Regions from separate parts of the Mus musculus genome. Here regions 1, 2 and 3 are each linked to region 4. Evidence: chromatin loops called from intact Hi-C (ENCODE). Cell type or tissue: left cerebral cortex. All regions are shown on one strand.

Region 1 (5,000 bases), 110 kb before region 4:
TTGTACAGGTCCATGCACATAAAGTTGATCATAGGTCTTGCATGTAAATTTTGTACATGCATGTAAACACATGGTGTTGCTATGTGGTTGGACACGTCCAACAGAGATAGTACAAGCTACCAAAAAACATCTGACATTGATAATTTTGTGCCGGAGTAAGTAGACTCATGTTACTTTCCAATATTTCAAACTTTGGTCCTAGTGAATTGGGGTCTCTGTGTATAGCAGGGGTGATGTTAAGGATCTGCTGTCAGGAGTGGATTCGCGGACCTGGTTAGCACATTGTGCTGACCCTGAATCAGTTTCCTCTTCAGAGTTGGTCAATGCTGCAGTAGATAGAAGTCAAGGAAGGCAGGAGGAGAGAGGACAGGGCTGGCATTCCCTGATTATTCTTCTCCATGTCTTTGGTAAGGCAAGTGACTCTTAATGACCAGACTGGTTCCCTGAACACTGTCCCTTTCTTGCCTACATGGCACTGGCTGTTAAGACACAAGAAAACCAGAGGTAGCCACAGGAAAAGGCATTTGAAAGGCAACACTGAATGTAGGTGAAGGCACACACACCCACTGTATTTTCCCTCAGCTTTAGCTGTACAGACTTGGTGGTTTTGAAACTCAGAGGAGTAAGCTCTCATTCATCCCAGCAACAACAAAACAGTTTCTAGGAAATGCAGAGTTGTCTACTTCACAGATTTTGAACACGAGCTGTAACTGCCCATAGTACAAGGCAGGGACACACTTTCAAAGCTTTGTGAGCAAAACAGAAATGTGATCTGTGAATACACTATCACTTGAATAGAAACAGTATTTAAATGTCCACATGCATTCCGACTCAATCAATTAAGTACAAAGAGAATAATAACTAGTCTTGCTGGCTTTCCCAGTTATGCCCTTTGGGGTTGAAAAGATGAGTTCTATTCACCTGTATTAATTTCATGTTGAGGTAAATTATACTAATTTCTTGTGCTTTGGGCCATAGAGAATGAAAAAGAGAATTGTCTTAGGGTTTTTATTGCTGTGACAAAACACCATGACCAAGAGCAGGCTGGGAAGGAAAGGGTTGATTTTGCTCCCACCTTCACATCATAGTTCATCATTGAAGGAAGTCAAGACAGGAAGTCAAACAGGATGGAAACCTGGGGTAGGAGCTGATGCAGAGGCCATGGATGGGTGCTGCTTACTGCCTTGCTCACTATGGCTTACACAGTCCTCCTCCTCCTCCTCCTCCTCCTCCTCCTCCTCCTCCTCCTCCTCCTCCTCCTCCTCCTTCTTCTTCTTCTTCTTCTTCTTTTTTATAGCAATCAGGACCACCAGCCCATGGGTAGCATCATCCACCAATGAGGTGGACCATCCTACATCAATAATTAATTAAGAAAATGGTTGCCTGAAGCCCAGTCTTCCAGAGGCATTTTCCCAGTTGAGAGTCCCTCTTGCCAAAATGACTCTAGCTTGTGTCAAGCTGACCTAAAACTAGCCAGGACAATAACATTCACCTGTTGAATATGGATTAACCTCTCCGCAAGGCATCACTGAAGAGCCTTTTACTAACACATGAAAAGGGACAAAGCTTTCTGGTTAAAATGTTCTTTGCTGTGGTAGCAGCAGAATTAAAGACTGTACACTACTGAAGCAGAAAATTCCAAGATCACAATGAGTAAAGCCCACGAAACGCAAGTGCTGTGGAGCCCCGAGGGGAGAGAATTAATGCACAAAGCTCCTCTTTCAGGGGGCCAGGCTAGACTATTAAGACTCACTCTGTCCTTCCCTCTTCTGACCCCGGGAGCCCTCCTCTTCTGCTGTCTTCATGAACCGGCCTTTGTCTCCCCTCTAATGAAAGAGGCGCTTATGTTCTGTCCTGCTCTCTCTGGTGCCCAATAGAAGCCCAGTGGTGGGAAAAAATAACTGTAGGTCTAGAGGAAGACTGGAGTGTTTCCAAGGTGACGCACTCTGGTTTCCAGGACATCGCTGGAGTGTCAGTTCCAGAAAGCGCCTGAAGGGGGTGGTGCATACTGAAGAATTAGCAGTGGTTGGTGCAGCCACAGAGGAACCTTCAGGGAAAAATGCAGGGTAATTTTCTCACTCAGTTTAAAAAAAAATGTTTGTTTCATGGGTGATTTCATGAAAGAGTCAGAGGACATTAGGAACTTGAGTTTCTGTGATTATCTTTTCTAAGGCTTCCATTCGTCACATGAGGATTAAGCCTTACAGATAAGGAGTTAAACCACAAAGCTTTGGGTTTAAGTAGCTCCTGAGCAGAGTTGATGCCCAGGCTGAGATAGGGTGACCACCTGCTGTGCCGCAGAAGACTTCTAACTAGCAATGGCCAGCTTTGCTGAAAAGATAAGCATCCAATGGTAAAACAGCCCCAGACTCTCTCCCACTCCCGAAATAACATTTCTATGGTTCAGGACAAAAAATGGCCAACAGCCTTCAGAGGAAGACACAAAATTGAAAGTAGATAGAAGTATGAACGCAGTGCTGTGTTTTATTGTTTTACCATGGGGTCTGATGTAAAAGCAGCAAAGGTTTTCTTATTGCTCTCTGTCTCTGTCTCTGTCTCTGTCTCTGTCTCTGTCTCTCTCTGTGTGTCTCTGACTCCCTTCTTCCTCCCTCTCCTCCTCCTCCTCTTCCTTCTCCTCCTCCCCCTTCTCCCCCCCCCCAACCATCTCTATGTTAGGAATTCTGGCTATGTAGTCATGGTTGGCCTGGCAGTCACCCTCCCTTGTTCTCTCTCAGAATCATGTCCTATTCTTCAGTTGCTATCGTTATTCTCTCTCTCTTCTCTCTCTTACTTTCTCTCTCTCTTTTTCTCTCTCTACACACAAACACAATTTATATATTTATTTCCCTGGCATCTCTTCATTGGCCTATGTACAATTCATTTTTATAGTTTCTAAATATTTGTGGACTTTCCTATTTCTATTATTTAATTAAAGGGCAATTCTGTTGATCAGGACATATATACTGTATGTCTTAAATTATATATATTTATCATATATACATATAGTTATATGTACACACAAAGAGTGTTTAAATATATAAATATGTCCTGCTCAGTCTGTATACTGCTATTTGTGTATACGTGGTTTCAGGGCTGGTCACTAGTATTGATCACTTATTGGGGGTTCATCCCTGAAGAAGACATCTTCCTGGTCTCAGTATTTCTTAGGTTCCCCATGACATCCAGCATTTCAGTTGGTGCTGTACTTTTTCAGGTCTGGTTTAGGCCACCATGTTGTTTGGGTTCCATGAATGTAGCTTCCCTGTGGTTCCTTGGAGACACAATGTCACTGCAGTTTTCCTGATCCTTTGGCTCTTGCAATCTTCCAATCCCTTCTCCCACAGTGTTCCCTGAGTCTTAGGTGCAGGCACTGTGTTGTGGGCATCTGTCCTCATGCCCACAGATGAGTGTAGCTCCCAACCCTCATAGAAGTAACTTCTCTTTACCTCAGAAGGAAACCCTTAAGGGAACCACCAGCAGTCAACCGCAAGAGCAAGTGTAGATACCCAGCCCTTGCTGCCAAATCTCCTCAGTGGGCGCACTGACATGCAGCCCGAACTCTCCTCTTAGAACGGCCTATCTGTATTCAGAAAGTTCTGGCAAGTCTGGCTTTCATTTAATTCTAGCAGTTATAACATTTCCTTCCCGACTTCTTCAAATCTACGTTTGTCATTCAACAGAGATTGCCCCGTCTCCAAGAATTTGTGGAGTGTCTGCTATTTTCCTTGCTATTGACCTCTGGTTTTGTTCCTTTGTCTTTGTTTTAAATTATCTTTTCTTTCACTGTCGACTTTAGATGTTAGCTTTGTTGGATGTAGCAGTCTTGGCAATTATTTGCTTTGAGGGCTTGAAATACATTGTTCCATGCTCTCCTGCTTTTAGGGTTGCTGGTGAGAGACCCCATTATTCCAACATGAGTTGGTATTTTTATTTTCCTCATAGTGTTTTTTTTTTAAGTTTTTTGTTTTATTTATGTGTGTGCTTATGTGGTGTGTCTCTCTGTGTGTACGGACACGTGTATGTGGGACCACCAAAGACCAGCAGAGGTTTCTGTACAGCTATAGTTACAGACATTGAAAGGTCATGGAAGGACTTTTCATGCCTGCCACTAAGTAAAGAGAGTGGAGAAGGTTAAATAGCAAATAAGATATTCGACTATTTTATTCTAGAGGGAGAAAGACTAGGCAGGGAGTCTGGGTAAATGATCGTGAAGGACTTGGGGAAGAGACACCCAAGAAGGGAGAAAACAGATTTCCAGGGCAGCGAAACTACTTTTTTTTTAATGACTTGACAATTGTTGGATATGACATTATTTGTTTGCAAAGCCTTTTGAATGCACAAGATGGAGTGTGAGCTGAAAGATGAGCCGTATCAATGAGGTCTGTGAGCAGGCCACGGATTCTAACAGTACGCCGTGCCTCTGGGAGGGGGTGGGGTGGAGAGGACAGCTGTGGGTGGGGACAAGAGAGATATGGGAATCTTTTGTATTTTTTCTTCAACTTTGTCCTGAACCCATAGGTACATTAAGTCTACTTTTAAAAGCTGAAAAATTAAGTCTACTTTTAAAAGCTAGAGAGAGTCTGTAAATTGGGTCCATTGTGCTGTGAACCTGGATAGAGGCAGTGACGGTCATCCTCACTGTGAGAGAATCGCCATCAGAGGTTGTACTGGATGTGTGAGTATGTGAGTCTTTGTCCATTATAGCAACCAGGCAAACCTCTCTGTTCACTCAACAAAACACACTGTGTACCAGCTATGTTCCTGGAGCCTGGGACAGTCTCATATGCATATCAGAGAGGACACACATGAGAGGGCAGTTAAAATCCTGGGGACAGCTGGTCAGTGGTGGCGCACGCCTTTAGTCTCAGCACTTGGGAGGCAGAGGCAGGTGGATTTCTGAGTTTGAGGCCAGCCTAGTCTACAGAGTGTCTCAGGACAGTCGGGACTATACAGAGAAACCTTGTCTCCCCAAAACAAACAAACAAACAAACAAACAAACA
Region 2 (5,000 bases), 160 kb before region 4:
AGAGAGAGCGTTTGAAACACATCCAGGGGACCTCTACACTTGATGAGTTAAATATTTTATTATTTGTATGTTATGCCTGTGAATGCCTGCATGTGTGTGTCTGTGTGCCATGTATGTGCCTGATGCCCTTGGAGGCCAGAAGGCGGCATTGGATGCCCTGGGACTGCAGTTACATGTGATTATGAGCTGTCATGTATGTGCTGAGAACAGAACCCAAGTTCTCTGCAAGGGCAGCTGATGGGCCCTTCACCAGTGGGCCATTTCTCTAGCTCCATTTAAAATTAGATTTTCATGTGTGTGTGTGTGTGTGTTTGTGTTACACATATATGTGGAGGTCAGAAGACAACTTGCAGAAGTCACTTCTCTGCTTCCAACATATGGTTTCTAGAAATTGAACTGAGGTCAGCAGGCCTGGCCACCTCCACCTGCTGAGCCACACTGTCTTGTGAGCTTACCATGTGAGAGGTTAATTGGAGAAAACGGGTGAGGTGAGGGCAAGTCACTCAGCTAGGCTGAGTGAACAGGACTCGACTGACTTTTGGCATGCAAGCTTTTGGGTTTAGGAGTTTGCATTTCTGTGAAGTTGAACACTGCCTTTCTGAGAAGAGGCGGCACATTCATAGTATCACTAGGCAACATTTTAAAGAGGCTCGGAAGAATTAGTTGTCGTCATGTTTCCTGAAAACTGAAACCAAACTAATGGTTTGTCTTTTCTACTGTCTTTGCCAAAGTTAGTCCTTACCCCCCCATTTCATCTATATCTGAAAGAAGCTATCCTTAGAAGAACTTTGAAAAACTTAGTAATTATTTTACCATATTAACAAAACAATACCCAAAGAACCAAGTTCCTGGCTGCGTGCATGCTGCCCCTCCGGGTAGTGTAATTTAGCTGGAGATCAAAGGTTAAGTGCCTCTTAGCCAAGGCTAGGTGATCATCACCATTATGTGTGTTTTTGGAAGTGTTTTTATTGTTAATACAAAGTGAAATTGGACATTCTCCCTCCTACGAACCACTGGTAGTCGTGAGTCTGCATTTTGGAGCACATTACAAGAAGCAATTTGAAGGTTCTTATGGCCTCCAGAGTTCAAACACAATTTTTGTCATTTTAATTAGAAGTTTATTCTTTTACCAGGCATCAGAGCATCTGGTGTCGAGGCACAGTGAGATCAAGAACCACTGCTTTTCAAGGTTGCTCAGGACCTTTCCCCGTCTATTTACCCTGGCGGAGGCTTAGCCTGGGAAGCCGACGCTTCTGCAGTGGAGGGTTTCCGTGTTAGACCCGGATGCTCACATGCGGAGCTGCTCGCTAGCCCCTCAGCAACCAGTCTCCAATTACTGTCCTGTTGCAGAGTTCTGTGCTCAACTCCTGTCTCTAACCAACTTCGTCAACTTTCCCCTTCTCCTGTAGGAAATGAAGATGTATCCCCTCCCCCAACCCCGACATTCTGATTTGTCTAGTGTTCCAGAGCTAGTGATGAAGTGGGGCTGGGAGACGGGCAGGACCATGGTCTAGTTCCATAGTTCTGCATGCGGAATCTCAAGACTCTGGTCATGGTAATGAAAGCCATCAGTCTGGCTGCAACAGAGCCAGCATCTGGGATGGCCACTAAAGCTCTTCAGCTCTTCACTTGAGGGATTTCTGGTTCCTCAGAGTAGAAGCCACTGCTAAGGTCAAGGGAGAAACATGAGGCGAAACGTAGTTTCTCATACTTGCTTTTCTTCTTTCCCACATATATAAATCTGCGTGGTGGAAAATGTACAACCTTTAATTACGTTGCACAGAACAGAAACTAGTTCAGAAATGGATCTTAATGTGGAAGCAATCACGGCTTAGATGTCAGCGGGTCAGAGTAGTGGGGATGAGATGGTTATCTCACAAGAAAAGGGAAACCCAGCTCAGCATAAGCGACTCATGGCAACTTGGAATATGATTATGCACAGGGTCATGATTCCTCCATTGTTCAACAGCTCAAGTTGTGGTGCCCCACTGCATTTAAAGTTCCAGGAAAGAGTTCAAGGTGGGAGTTGTGCCTTTAGAGTGATCAGGCCGCTTGCCAGGACAAGCAGAAGCAAAGGCTATGGGGTGGGTACTTTTGGGTTTGTGGTAGCAGACCACCACAGGACTTTAGAAGGTGAAAGCTGGATGATTCTGGTTGCTTGCAACCATTTAAGAAAAGGATTAGGAGAGAGGACACGGACCCTGGGACCAGATGGTGGATCGAGGCATCCCCAGCACTAAAAGGTCTTAGGCTCCAAACTGCAGAATCTTTTTTTTTTTTAATCAGATATTTTCTTTATTTCCATTTCAAATTTTATCCCCTTTCCTCATTTCCCCTCCAAGCCCCCATCCCATCCCCCACCTCCCCTTGCTCCCTAACCCACCCACTCCTGCTTCCCTGTCCTGGCATTCCCCTACACTGGGGCATCGAGCCTTCACAAGACCCAGGGCTTCTCCTCTCATTGATGTCCCACAAGGCCATCCTCTGCTACATATGCTGCTGGAGCCTTAAGTCCCTCCATGTGCAGAATCTTTAAGGTGCTGGGAAGGCTGTGGTTTGGGAACACGGGGATGGGGGGGGAGGTGTTTGGAGTGATCCCAACCAAGGGTTAAACTCCCCGAGAGCTGGCAGGCTTTCATCCTTGAGTTTTGAATATTACTGTATTGATTTCAAACGCTGTTGGGCAGTATAAGGGAAAAGGTCAGAGAACATGATCATAATGGCGAGAGAACCACAAGAACTACAGGTAAACGTGGCGAGGCGGAGTGACCGGGGTGACAGCAAAGACAGAAATCGCCGGAGACGCTCCGAGAGGGAAGACTGTCTGCATGTCTGAACGCGTGTGGAGAGTGTCAGGAGTGTTCAGAGTGAGGAACTGCTTTTTCTTGTTCTCCTTTAGCAGAGATAGCTGTTTGGAAGTTCACCAGCTATGGATGGACACATTCCACGGCTGGTGTTCACGCTTTTCCCATGCACATAAACATAGCGGCCACCAGAGGGCGACGTTGCGCGCGACCAAGCAGCGATTACAGCTGGGATTACTTCTGCCTACATTGCCCAAATTCCTCTCACAAAGTCCCCTTCAGGCTTCTGATCTGACAGTTTCCCCTAGCACCAGGCATGGGTCTCTTTGGGCAGTGACACCAGCAGGAACATTCTGGCTGCTTTGTAAATGTAAAAGCAAAATGCCGAGCTCACAGAGAGGATGGTGGCCTGCAGACTCACCCTATGGTGTTTCCCAGGAGCAACAGGCAGAGCTCCCTGGAGGCCTCCCCCCCCCCCCCAAGTTGGGGGTTGTCTGGACTCGATTCCTCATGGAGTGTGTGCTCTCTTTCTCTCATTAAAGAGAATTTTAGTTCCATGATTCAGAGGGAAACGGTCAGTTTGGGAACCCATCACTAGATTTTCTTTTAAATTCCCTCTAAATAACTGAATTAAGACGTCAGAGTGTGTGCTCGGGTTTATGATCCCAGCTGAGCAGCATGGGGGTCGCAGGGCCTTTGCTTTGGGAGGAATCTCCACTTGGGGTTAACCTTCACCCTGTTAGATCTTTACTTGGGTGTTTCTGAGTTGCTGTCAGGAGACCTGGAGGAATGCCTGCAATTAGGACAAACCTTTCCAGGACTTACTAATGTTGGTCTTTGAAGTCTTTTGGATATTTTGGGCAGCTAACATGGAAACAGGAATAATCAACCTTTAGAGTTCTCTAGTTGAGGATTCTAGAACAAAGTAAGAGAAGACAGAGGTGTGACTCTAAAGAACTGTTTCTGTAATTTAGTTCACAAAATTCAAGGGAGAATGTGATCAACAAATAGGAAAAGGGAATTCAGATAAAAAATTTCATTCATTCATTCATTCATTCATTCATTCATTCATTCATTCATTTTGCATCTGTGCAAACAGGCACCATGGTGCATTTGTAGAAGCCAAGGAACAATTTGTGGGAGTCAGTTTCTCTCTTTTTACCATGTGGGTCCTAGGGAATGAAATGCAGGTCACTAGGCTTGGCTTTAAGTCACCTCCTGAGCCATCTCATAAGCCCCTATATTTTTTAAGATGGTGAACGTGGTCCCCATGTTGGCCAGGCTGGCCTTAAAGGATCTTACCACTCAGGTGCTGGGTCTACAGTCATGCCCCACTCCTTCCAACTAAGAAATGCAGATATTCATTAGAAGACAAAGGCACACAGTATGGTAGGGTTTAATTTTTTTGGGCCAGACAGACTTGTTGGCATAGCGATTTTCGCAAACCATCTGCGAGGCTATCTGAAGAGAATCTAAAATAAATGAACGAATTAATCTGATTTATTTTGAGGAAGGAACCATCTTCAGTGTTTCAGACTGCTTGTTGATGTAAGTGGAGTCTGGCCTATTTACTTTGGCCACAGTTTAACTCGCGTTATCTGCTGGAAGGAGTTTGCCTTGACAGTTGGCTAAAAACACAGTGCTCAAAGAGATGATTGCTCTGAACCATCAGCAAATGGGGGTGGGGTGGGGGTGGGGTGAGGGTGGGGGTAGGGCAGAGCATGGTTTCATGGAGTGCCTTCAGCAAAGGAGGGCTAGGACCTGCTTTTATGATGCACCCTCCAACGTTAATACAACTCTAGACTTAAAGTGACAGTTACTCTAGTACAGTTATTAAGGACTCCTTTTTTTTTTTTCCACTTTAGGAAATGTTCTGGTTTGGATGGCAAGCAAAGTGGCCATTGGACTTGTCTCCATAGTCCCTGAATCTGCTGACAGATGAACACAGATGGGGCCTTCTGTGACCAAGCTCAGGACTTTCCTGTTGGCCTCCCTGGAGGGTTCACACACCCACAGCTCCAGAGCAAAGGCAAATGGGGAGGGCAGAAGACAGGTAGGTCTCTTACCCAAATTGCTTCTAGATACATACCACATTGGACCTCTGGGATGTTCACAGAGCTTCCCCTCCCCTATGCTAATGATTGCTCCCTAGTCTATGGCACTACTGATGACAGCAAAACCTTCAGGGGGTGTGAT
Region 3 (5,000 bases), 69 kb before region 4:
CTTCTGCAAAGGCCAATGAGTTTTTATGCTCTTGATGTAGACCTTCAGTTTAGAGTTGATTTAACTTTAGGCATTTCTCAAAGCACTTTGCTAACACTGTTTCCTCTTGTATTTAACTAGTGAATAACCCCCCCCCCCCACCTCTCCACCCCCGCCCACTACACTTTATCTCTACATTTTCCTCATCAGTATCAAACCAGTATCAGGATCTTTCATGCAGATCAACAATGACATCCGCAGACAACAGGGGTCAATGAGTCCATGATAAGGGAGTCTAGTGTCCATCTATCTGTGCTGGGATCTGCTAATGCTGTCTGTCACAGCCTAGTTCTTAGAGCCACTCATTCATGCTGAAAGCCTGACTTATATACAGAGGTGTTGAGCCTTAGCTAAAAGAAAAGAGCCACTTAGTGTGTCTCACCTTCACTGTCATCCCGACTGGGCTTGAAATCACCTTGGAGCCACACCTAGAGGAATATCTGTAAGGTTGTTGTCACAGGGTGTCAAGGAGGGGTAGGCACATCCAGGGTAGAGCCATCTCATTGAATGGCCTCCTATTCTGAACAAAAGGGAAATGGGGCCAGCTAAGCACAAATATCCTTAACTCTCTGCTTTATGAACTGTTCAGCTGGAAGGAATTCTAGCTGCTATGAACTTCACCATACAGCCTCTCTAGGACGGACCATGCCCCCTCAAACTGTGAGCTAAAACCAGTTATTTCTCCCATGCGTTGCTTTGTGTCACCTATTTGGTCACAACATGAGAAGAGTAATTAATTTCTCTTTTAAAAAATGAGGAGTTAGTAAATAAATGAAGATGAAGAGGATAAATGACACAAACCCCCTTGAGGTCACAGGTCAGATACTCTATCTGAATTCACAATGATTTTAGGAGTCCCCCATGCCCCCCCAAGGGAATTTTTTCACCTAACATTTGGATAAAGGGATTAAAAATATGAAGAAAATTTAAAGAAAATTTAAATTATTTGCTTTGGGTTACTGGTACTTGAACTTAATTTTAGAATATTTATAATAATAACAACTATTAATAATAATAATAATAATTATTATTATTATTTTCTTTAGATAGGAATTTCATGATGTAGCCTTGCCTGGCCTGAAACTCTCTGCATAGACCAGGCTGGCCTTGAACCCACAGAGATCTACCTGCTTCTGCCCCATGACTGTTGGAATTAAAGCCATGTGCCACTGTCCACAACCCAACTTTAGAATGTTTGAAAATGGAAGTTCACCTAGAATCATTTTAGAACATTCCTTCCATAGTATATTTGAGTGAAATAAATTCAAGACTAGCTTGGGCCCCGACTATAGCCAACCGTTGTAGCCGTCTGTAGTCTAGCTTTGTAAACAAACAGAAGTATAAAGAATCGAGATAAAGCTTGATGTTCTTCTTCAGAGCTCAAGTGTGGGGAAGAGTTGGGAAGAAACTCTGGTTCCCAAACCTCTCCCCTACCTGTCTGAAAATTTATTATTGAATATTCAGAAGCTTCTTTGGAAACATAATTTTCTGGGGAAACCAAGGCCATTTCAGATGCCTCGTTAGCTGAGCGCAGAGGAAGCAGCAGCAGTGATGAGGTCAAAGGTCAGTCGGGGTGTGTTGGGAGAGGAGCATGAGGGAGGCAGGCTTTCAGACGGGAGTTACTAAGGAGCCCCAGAAGCCCAAAGGTGGACTTCATTGCAAAGTCTCCTCATGATTCATCTTCCTTAGGCTTTGTATGCCGAAGACTCAGTCACTAACACTAAGTAGCTGACGCAAGAACAAACTCTAAAGATGCTTTTGGAAAACAACAAGAAGAAAAACAATAGAAAGGACTGTAGGAGTGTTCTCTCTGCTTCTGGGAGAAGAGGGGAGTGGAAAGCCTCAGACAAAAATGTTGTCCTGGTCCCACTAGACTAATTTTAGTTATCTTGGCTCATGGCTGTGACTCATCCCTAAAGCTCTGAATTGTTGAGGAGGAAGGAGGGAAAAAATTTGACTTAAATGTCAAAGAAGTAGGAACATAAATATAGTTTTCTTTTTTGGGGACTAGAATTCCAGGATCTGGGTATCTTTATCACATGAGGGTTGAAAGCTTCCAACTTCTAGAAAAAAAAAATCATGACTCCAGTCAAAACATCATCAAGGACTAAGAAGGATTGATTCCCAGTCATGACACTTTTGACTTTTAATTCGTCAACATGGTTAAACTAGATGTCAGTTAATGATTATATGTGACTAAGGACGATAGAAAGGTAATATGGAGACTGTGGTAAGACTTAGGACTCACGAAACAGGACAGGGAGAAATACATGCTGACAAGCAGACTCAGGAATAATTCTGTGTACTACTGTGGTCACACTGAGAAGAAAGGCATGACTATACACTGCCCAGACATTTTCTAGTCCGCTGATGTGCAGGGGTCGATAGAGAGGTGGCTTCATGAAACTCTGTCCTGAGTAATGAAAAATGTTTTTGTAATCTGTGGGTACCACTGGTTTTCAATTAGTTTGGAGGATAGATAGAAAGAGCCCTTACCCACTCACATCCAATTTGAGCATCTTACTGAAGAAGTCTGATCTCCTCCAGGAGTGTCTGAACTGTGGCTCACAGACTACATGTACCTCAGATGAGTGTGGCTCCTAGTCAAAACCATCAACTTACCTAAAGCATTACGGTTTTTTTTTTGTTTTTTTGTTTTTTTGGTGACTCAATGACACATTTCTCAAGCACAGACTTTGTAGATGACAGCATGTCACAATGTCACAACGTTGGACACACATGTGAACTTGCTCTTAAAACTTCTAGAGAACTAGAAAAAGATGTGGTTGTCTAGATACGGCCTAGGAAGTTAGAGATGGAGTATTATGCAGAAGGCAAAGGAGAATTAATTCCAAGGGATGTGTTTCTGGGAAGAGCAAAACTGTGAACGTTGACTCAGCACCTGACTGGTGGCAGCCTTTCCAGAGCTTTCTTCATGATCCTCACAGTCCTTCTCCTGTCTTCACTTCATAACTGTGTATTGCTGTGAGCAGTAATCATTGTATCCCATCACCTAAGACCCAGTGTGTCACTCAGCTGACGTGTCCAGCATGTCCAGCATCCTGACAGGATGCTCTGGGAGGTGGCGTAGAGGATGCTAGAAGCTGCCCATCCTCACCTCTTCATTTCAGGTGATTCAAGAACTTGAAGGGCTTATGTCACGTCTTAACCTCTGCATGACTGAGCTTGTCTATTTTGACACCATGGCTGTGACAATTATGATCTCTTGTAGAGAGATATTTTAAGCCCTACAAATTACATATATACATATACATATGCCTGTGTCTCTGGCTACACAACATCTTGGCCCACTATCTATTTTATAAAACCAGTCTGTTATTTGATATTTTGAGCATCTCACAGGTGTGTCAAAGTTCAACAGAGATTTGTTTATCTTTTAAAAATTTCCACAACCAACTTTTATAGTCATAAAAGTTGTAGTCATGTTATAGGTCGAATCATATGCCCCCCAAATAGATATACTGCCAGGATTTGTGAATGCTTACAGAAAGAACAGGGTCTTGCAGATTTAACCAAGTTAACATGAGGCTAATTAAGGAGGTTCCCCAATGCTACAGCTAGTGTCATGAGAGTGATGAGCTAGCCTCATGTAATGTCAGTCAAGGGATGCCAAGTATTCCTGGCTTCAACCAGAATCCATGAAGAGATAAGGAAGAGCTGACCTCTGCAGGTTTGGGGAGCTGTGCAGCCCCACACCTCTAACTCCCTGTGATAGGAAGCAATGGACTAGTTGTTTGTGTTAAGGTTGTGAAGATAGCTCTGAGATCAGCAAACACACAAAGCAGAGAGAGAGAGAGAACACGGGATGGGAGGTGAGAGAGAATGGCTTCCCTCTGTGGCTTAGGAAACTAATATATAATTGTTAATGTTCAATTTAAAAGGTTTCAGAACCATACCATATGGCCCCTTGAAAGGGATCCAAGAGTAGATTTTCCTGTCCAGATTTTATGTCCTCCACTATTTTAAATGATTCTTGTTACAGATCAGGCAGCTGCTCTTCAATGTTTTTGATCAGTAATCTGATTTGTATTTTTAACCTAACTGCTTTGTCCTTTTCTCTTTCATTTGCCTCTTAATATTTCACTCTGTAACCTAATTCAAGTGCATAAATAGTATTAGTCACATGCATTTCATAAAGAGAGTACTTTAAAAACACTAATTACCTCAAACATATCCTTTAGACACAAATAGATCTATATTCCAGGGCTCTGATTTACCCTCTAGAAAAATATATAAAAGACAGGTCTTTTTGAAATAATCAGTGTTTGGGCTGGGTGTGGTAGCAATGCCTTTAATCCTAGCATTCAGGAGGCAGAGGCAGGTGGATCTCAGGGCTAGCCTGGACTATACAGTTTGCATCAGGCCAGCTAGGGCAACATAGTGAGACCTTGTCTCAAAAAAAAAAAAGTGAGTTTTACTTTTGTTTCCTTTGGAGAAAAAATTGTTTTTCTCCAAATAGCACAACTGTAAACACTTATACTCATATTTTTCCCCCCAAACAAACAAACAAACAAACAAACACTTTTAAGGTCTTACAAACTGTAATATGTATGGAATCCAGATTCAAACATGCATATTAAGAATTGTGATATATACTACCCAGTTTCCCAGCATAACATCGCTCTATAAAATTCTCTGATAGAACCATTGCCCTCATATTATATAATTTTCTGAAAATCCAAGTCTCTGAATTCTATATCTATATCTTCTATATTTAGTAGCTGAAAAAAATGTTCCAAGATGAGGTACTGGACCTTTTCATTGACCAGAAACCCCCTTTTTTACACCCAAAAGTAATTCTGATGGCTTTTGGGGGAATTAAGAGTGCACCAGCTTTCCTCCTGTCTTTGATGACACTGGCATCTACAAGTCAAATTCAATGTCAAAATCAACAGGTCATTGCACCGATGTGATTGAAGGACATTTTCACTATATCCTGT
Region 4 (5,000 bases):
CTTCCTTCCTTCCTTCCTTCCTTTCTTCCTTTCTTCCTTTCTTCCTTCCTTCTCCTTCCTCTCTCTCTTTCTCTCTTTCTCTTTCTCTTTCTCTTTCTCTTTCTCTTTCTCTTTCTCTTTCTCTTTCTCTTTCTCTTTCTCTTTCTCTTTCTCTTTCTCTCTCTCTCTCTCTCTCTCTCTCTCTCTCTTTCTTTCTTTCTTTCTTTCTTTCTTTCTTTCTTTCTTTCTTCCTCTCTCTCTCTCTCTCTCTCTCTCTCTCTCTCTTCATTTTCTTTTTCTGTGCAGTGAGTGCACAAGTCAAATAAGGAAGATCAACCCCCAAGACAATTTTCAGCCTATGGATTTGAGTTTTCGTCAGCCTCAGCACAGATCCCTCACAAAGAGCTCTTGCTTCTGCTGGATGGTTCACTGCTTCATGAATGCCTCAGAGAGAGGGCAGGGCCAAGGGAAAATCAGCTATTTATAGGTGGGTTTTTTTTTTTTTTGACTAAAAGTGTCTGCTCAGCGTGCTATGGAATATTTCCAAGAGGTGGGAGAACAGGAAACTATCTCAAATCAACTGGAAGGCTGGAGGAGTGTTATGGGGGACGGAATCTGCAGGGGAGTCCTTTGCAGAAAGCTCAGGTTTCATTTGCAAACAAATGACAGTTACTTTTTCTGACACTCAGAGAAGCCAACTAAACTTCTGCTACTTAATGAGAGAAGAAGAGAACGAGAATGAAAAGCCCATGAATTCTTCAAGTGTTGCAAGACACTGGAACCCTTAAAGGAATTTTAAAGGGGGAATACTTCTCTCTATACTTAATCCTTGATGGGACAGTTGCCAGCCAAATGATGCCCATGGAAAAGACAGCAAGCAGGTGGGTTTCTAAGAATAGAATGCAGGTCCCTGTGAGTTAACAGGGTCCTGCTGAGATGAGAGGACATCTCACCCTCCACTCACCTTCACTTTTATAATGACAACAAAGAAAGATGGCTGAGCTCATCTGCGTTTACAGGCAGGACACAATGCCATGAAATTCTGAGAGCATCCCATGGATTTTACTCCCACTGGTTGGGTGGTCACGGGAAGCAAGTGTAGTAGAAAGACTCAGGACTGTCTGCCAAGAGACAGCTGGCTGAGGAGGAAAGCCTGGAGCTGGCCATGGTTCTGTGGGGAGGAGGTCCTGAGAGGGACATTTTGTTCTTTGGAATTCTACAGACTTGAAAGAATGATGCACCTGGCTTCGGAGAATGGGAAGGTTGGCTGAGGACCTTGTGCAAGAACAATGGAGGATAATGCCCAGGACCTGTTACCACCATCCTTCAACTGTTGTGAAGGTCCTGCCTGTCTGGTTGTCATGGAGGAGACATTCCTCAAGAGAGCTAGTGAAGCCCATCAAGGATGCAATGGATGGGTGGCTCAGTGACCTGGTAGACATAACCATAGTGGTTGCTGTTCATTAAACTCATCCTGCTGATTTGCAAGGCTGCCTGGAAGAATGGCATGGGGGTCCGGGGGAGGGTTGGCAGACTGAAGCTATAAAGATAAAAGCAAGGCCCATGCGAATAGACACTTGAACAGCTAGAATTGTTGTTTACCAGCAAACACCGGACTGCATGGAGCTCTGCTCCACTGAGGTGAAGATCTGGACAGGCTCTTTGTGACCCTTTCACTTACACAAACTTCCCATGCTTAGTTGGCAGCTGATAAAGGAACTGTCCATGATGTGATTAAGAGCTACCATCATCGGACATAGATGGGATAGGGAGAAACGGGTGGGGTGGGCAGGAGGTTTCCTTGTCCGCAGAATCAGACATGCCTCTTCTGACCTTGTTTTGAAGGAACAAATCAGAAGGGGAAGAAGAGGTGCCGCGATACACGAAACAAAGAGAACATACAAAGAACGTCAGTAGCTAGACATTTATACCTTGAAAACCTTCCACACAATAATTTGAATTGATTTCCTAAATTTAGAGCTCAACTCTCTTCCCTAACACCCTAAAACAAATGCAGCCATCATGCCCATTATACAGAATAAGAAACAAAAGCATCAGTAATGTAGAAATCCAGCAATAACTTCAAAGCTTGGCTGAGCGGGTGAAGCCCACGTTTCGATCGGTTAGACTCTACTGCCCCCTACAGGAAAGTACACGGGACAATAAGCCTACAGCTCTGTAGAAGCCGTGGTTCTTGATGGATTCTATTGAGTCACTCTAGATGTAGGTCGTCAGGATCTCTTGGGTTGGTGCCAGAAATCCTCAGGTTTTCAGACCCCTTCAATGTCACTCTTATGCACAAACGTACGGGAGCTATCTCTCAACTGCAATGATTGAGAGACACTCAGTGATATAGGACTTCTAAAGGGCTTTCATACAGGCTTCCATGGGATACGGCTGTAGTCGCTTGTAGCCACGTAGATACCACGTTGTCTCATGTCAGGTAGTGTTTAGCTGCGCACAGTTCTCAGCTTCTTTGCAGCTGTTCTCATTTTCCTAATGTATATCACCCTATATATCATTGTATGCATGTGTCATTTACATATGCCATATATATGTGTCACATCACATATCCCTTTGGAAACTATAGATAACTATTGTCAGTTGTTGTCCCGGTGAAGTGAGGTGAAAGATTCTGAGTGCCAAGATTTGGATGCTTTGGGAGAAGCAGATAGTCTTCAGATTCCAGACCCTGAGCCCTCAAAGCTTTAAGTGTTGGATCTAAAGATCACATATCTAAAAAATGGATCTACCCTGCTCTGTTTGTCTTCTTTTGGACAATAATTCACCTCCAGTGAGCCATTAGAAAGCAGAAAGGATCAGTTTCTAACAGGAGGAACACAACCACTTTTTTCTGGGTCCGGAAAGAAGAGTTCAAAAATCTTATCATGGGGCTAAGGAGTTGGGTCAGCAGATAGAGACACTTGCTGTGCAAGCAGAGCATCTGAGTTCAATCCCTGGAGCCCAGAGAGGAAAGAGAGAACACATTCCTGAAGGTTGGCCTCTGATCTCCACCTACATGTGTGGCACATGTGGACATGCATTTCCACTCAGGCACTACACACACACACACACACACACACACACGCACACGCACACGCACACACACACACACACATCACACAAAAACAGTAAATAAAATGAAAATACAATATGCCCTGGGCAACCACAGAGTTACAAATTGCACATACTCACTTAGCTGACAAGGACACTTGTTTCCTATAAGCCTTTTAAAGTACAAACATGTTTCACATGTTGTCTCAGATCACCCTCCCACTTCCTCTTTGACCTCATTACCTCTGAAGACGGTAGTGCACATGAATAAGCAGGGATGTGAAAAGAGCCTTCAGGCTTTAGCAGAATGTGAGACACAGTGGGGAACAGAAAGCCCAGGCTGACAGGCCGAGTGTCCACTTGTGTCATGTCTTCTGAGATGACAATTCTTGCCAAGCCATTTCCTTTTGTCGTTTGAAGAAAGAGTAAGTAGAAGCAAATGCTTTCAGAAGTTCCTTTTATAGGATGGTCACTATAGACCCTCTATCTATGGAAGCTACAGTGTCCAGACTGTCCAGGGACATTGCGAATGGGAGGTTTACAAGGAGGAGTTCCTATTACTCAGAAAATGACAATTTAGAAGGAAATAAAAATAAGACGTTAAGCCCCTAGACAGTTAGATCAGGGGCCTGAACAATCCTGAAGGTTGATAATAAATTGTGGTTTTCAAAGGCTGCAGGAAGCAGACGTTTTCTTTCATGGTTGTTGAATAGGTCTTTGAATTAAAAGAACCAACACTAGGTCATCACACTGAGGAGTCAGGCCATTCCTAGATTAATGATCTAGAACAAGACGGGAAAGGTAAGGTAATGCCTTTTTTACTTGGATCAATGAAAAGAAGGGGGAGGGGGAGGTTCCTTACCTCATAGCTATTCTTCTGTGGCTATTGTGAAATGGTCCAATTAAAAAAATCTGATTTCATAAATCAGAGATCAAAGACCTCAAAAGCATGCATGTGTTATGCAGGCGTGTGGGAGGCCAGGTGCCTAAGCGGAGGTGAGGTGGATCCACACCCCCGTGTACAGAATAAGCCTTACTATGCTTCAAAGGTAGTTTTTCCATTTCATCAGCATGGGTTCAGCTTTCCAGTTCATGGAGAACAATGATTATAAACTCTGAAGGGACTGGAACAGTGGTCTAAGATATATGAAGTAAACATTGCGTATCTAGAAAACTCAGTATAGAAGCCTCCTTGGCTCAGACATCAAGTATGGCACAGCATTAGACTTGAAGGAACAAAGAGGAGCATCTTTAAAGGCGAGCCCTGTATTTTCTTACATTTGTAGGATCAGAGCTTCAAAAAAAAGTTCTTCTCTGTTTATGAAGGTGATTCCCCAGAGAATCCAAATTCTAGAAATAAGAAATTGGTCCAAAGAAGCATGAGGAATATATGATGCCCTCCTGGGCACCGTTCTCCCTGTTACCTCTTTTGATTGTGTTAACATTAATCAAATAACTCCCATGTCATGCTCTTTCAGTTACAGAGAGAGGGCTCAAGTGTTGAAGAATCCGCTAACTTGGAAATCATTCCAACTGGGAATTGTTCACGGACAGAAACCAAAGCTCATTCCCACTGTCCTTCTAGCCTAAGAACATAGATGAACGTGTGTGTGTGTGTGTGTGTGTGTGTGTGAGAGAGAGAGAGAGAGTATGTGAGTGAGTGTGTTAGTGAGTGTGTGTGAGTGTATGAGTGTGTGTGTGTGAGAAAGAGTATGTGAGTGGGTGTGTGTGAGTATATGAGTGTGTGTGTGAGAGAGAGAAAGAGTATGTGAGTGTGTGTGAGTGTATGAGTGTGTATATATATGTATGTATGTGCATGTGTATGAGTGGGTTTGTGCATGTGTGTGTATGTGTGTGTGTAGAAGAAAAATGCCCTCTGTGTCATGATGCCACTCATGTGACATGTTATGGTCTGCTGGTGGGGGTGAGGGTCTTGAGAACTAGGTCAGTGGGTCCTACAAGCAGAG

Evidence for each region. A loop is a pair of places that touch in the nucleus more often than their neighbours do. Peaks named below come from ENCODE experiments on the same cell type or tissue, not always from the same donor. Only the 100,000 strongest peaks of a DNase experiment are listed, where the experiment ranks them.
Region 1: it touches region 4 in a loop (7-fold over the local background); 16 of 42 quality-filtered maps call a loop at or near these places.
Region 2: a loop joins it to region 4, with 5 times the contacts of the local background. A loop is called at or near these places in 26 of 42 quality-filtered maps.
Region 3: a loop joins it to region 4, with 6 times the contacts of the local background. A loop is called at or near these places in 3 of 42 quality-filtered maps.

Annotation. Positions count from the first base shown.
Region 1 is chr17:70,630,645-70,635,644 of GRCm38, reverse strand. All of the region lies in intron 3 of Dlgap1 (DLG associated protein 1), which reads right to left. Among named protein-coding and RNA genes, the nearest start is that of Gm46581, 26 kb to the right of the region's middle. In left cerebral cortex, a CTCF peak has its summit at 1,981 (motif pointing right); DNase peaks (open chromatin) are centred at 504, 1,966 and 3,455; H3K27ac peaks cover 4,075 bases.
Region 2 is chr17:70,682,004-70,687,003 of GRCm38, reverse strand. The region is part of intron 5 of Dlgap1 (DLG associated protein 1); the gene reads right to left. Gm36746 (a long non-coding RNA gene) reads left to right here. Exons shown (of 5, transcript XR_003952404.1): 2 at 4,670-4,857. Among named protein-coding and RNA genes, the nearest start is that of Gm36746, 33 kb to the left of the region's middle. In left cerebral cortex, a CTCF peak has its summit at 2,990 (motif pointing right); DNase peaks (open chromatin) are centred at 2,997 and 4,219; H3K27ac peaks cover 1,316 bases.
Region 3 is chr17:70,593,447-70,598,446 of GRCm38, reverse strand. All of the region lies in intron 3 of Dlgap1 (DLG associated protein 1), which reads right to left. The region is part of intron 1 of Gm46581 (a long non-coding RNA gene); the gene reads left to right. Among named protein-coding and RNA genes, the nearest start is that of Gm46581, 11 kb to the left of the region's middle. In left cerebral cortex, no CTCF peak of the experiment used is centred here; DNase peaks (open chromatin) are centred at 1,917, 2,521 and 2,963; H3K27ac peaks cover 4,482 bases.
Region 4 is chr17:70,524,474-70,529,473 of GRCm38, reverse strand. The region is part of intron 2 of Dlgap1 (DLG associated protein 1); the gene reads right to left. Among named protein-coding and RNA genes, the nearest start is that of Gm46581, 80 kb to the left of the region's middle. In left cerebral cortex, a CTCF peak has its summit at 2,132 (motif pointing left); DNase peaks (open chromatin) are centred at 516, 1,084, 2,118 and 3,364; H3K4me3 peaks cover 2,568 bases; H3K27ac peaks cover 3,713 bases.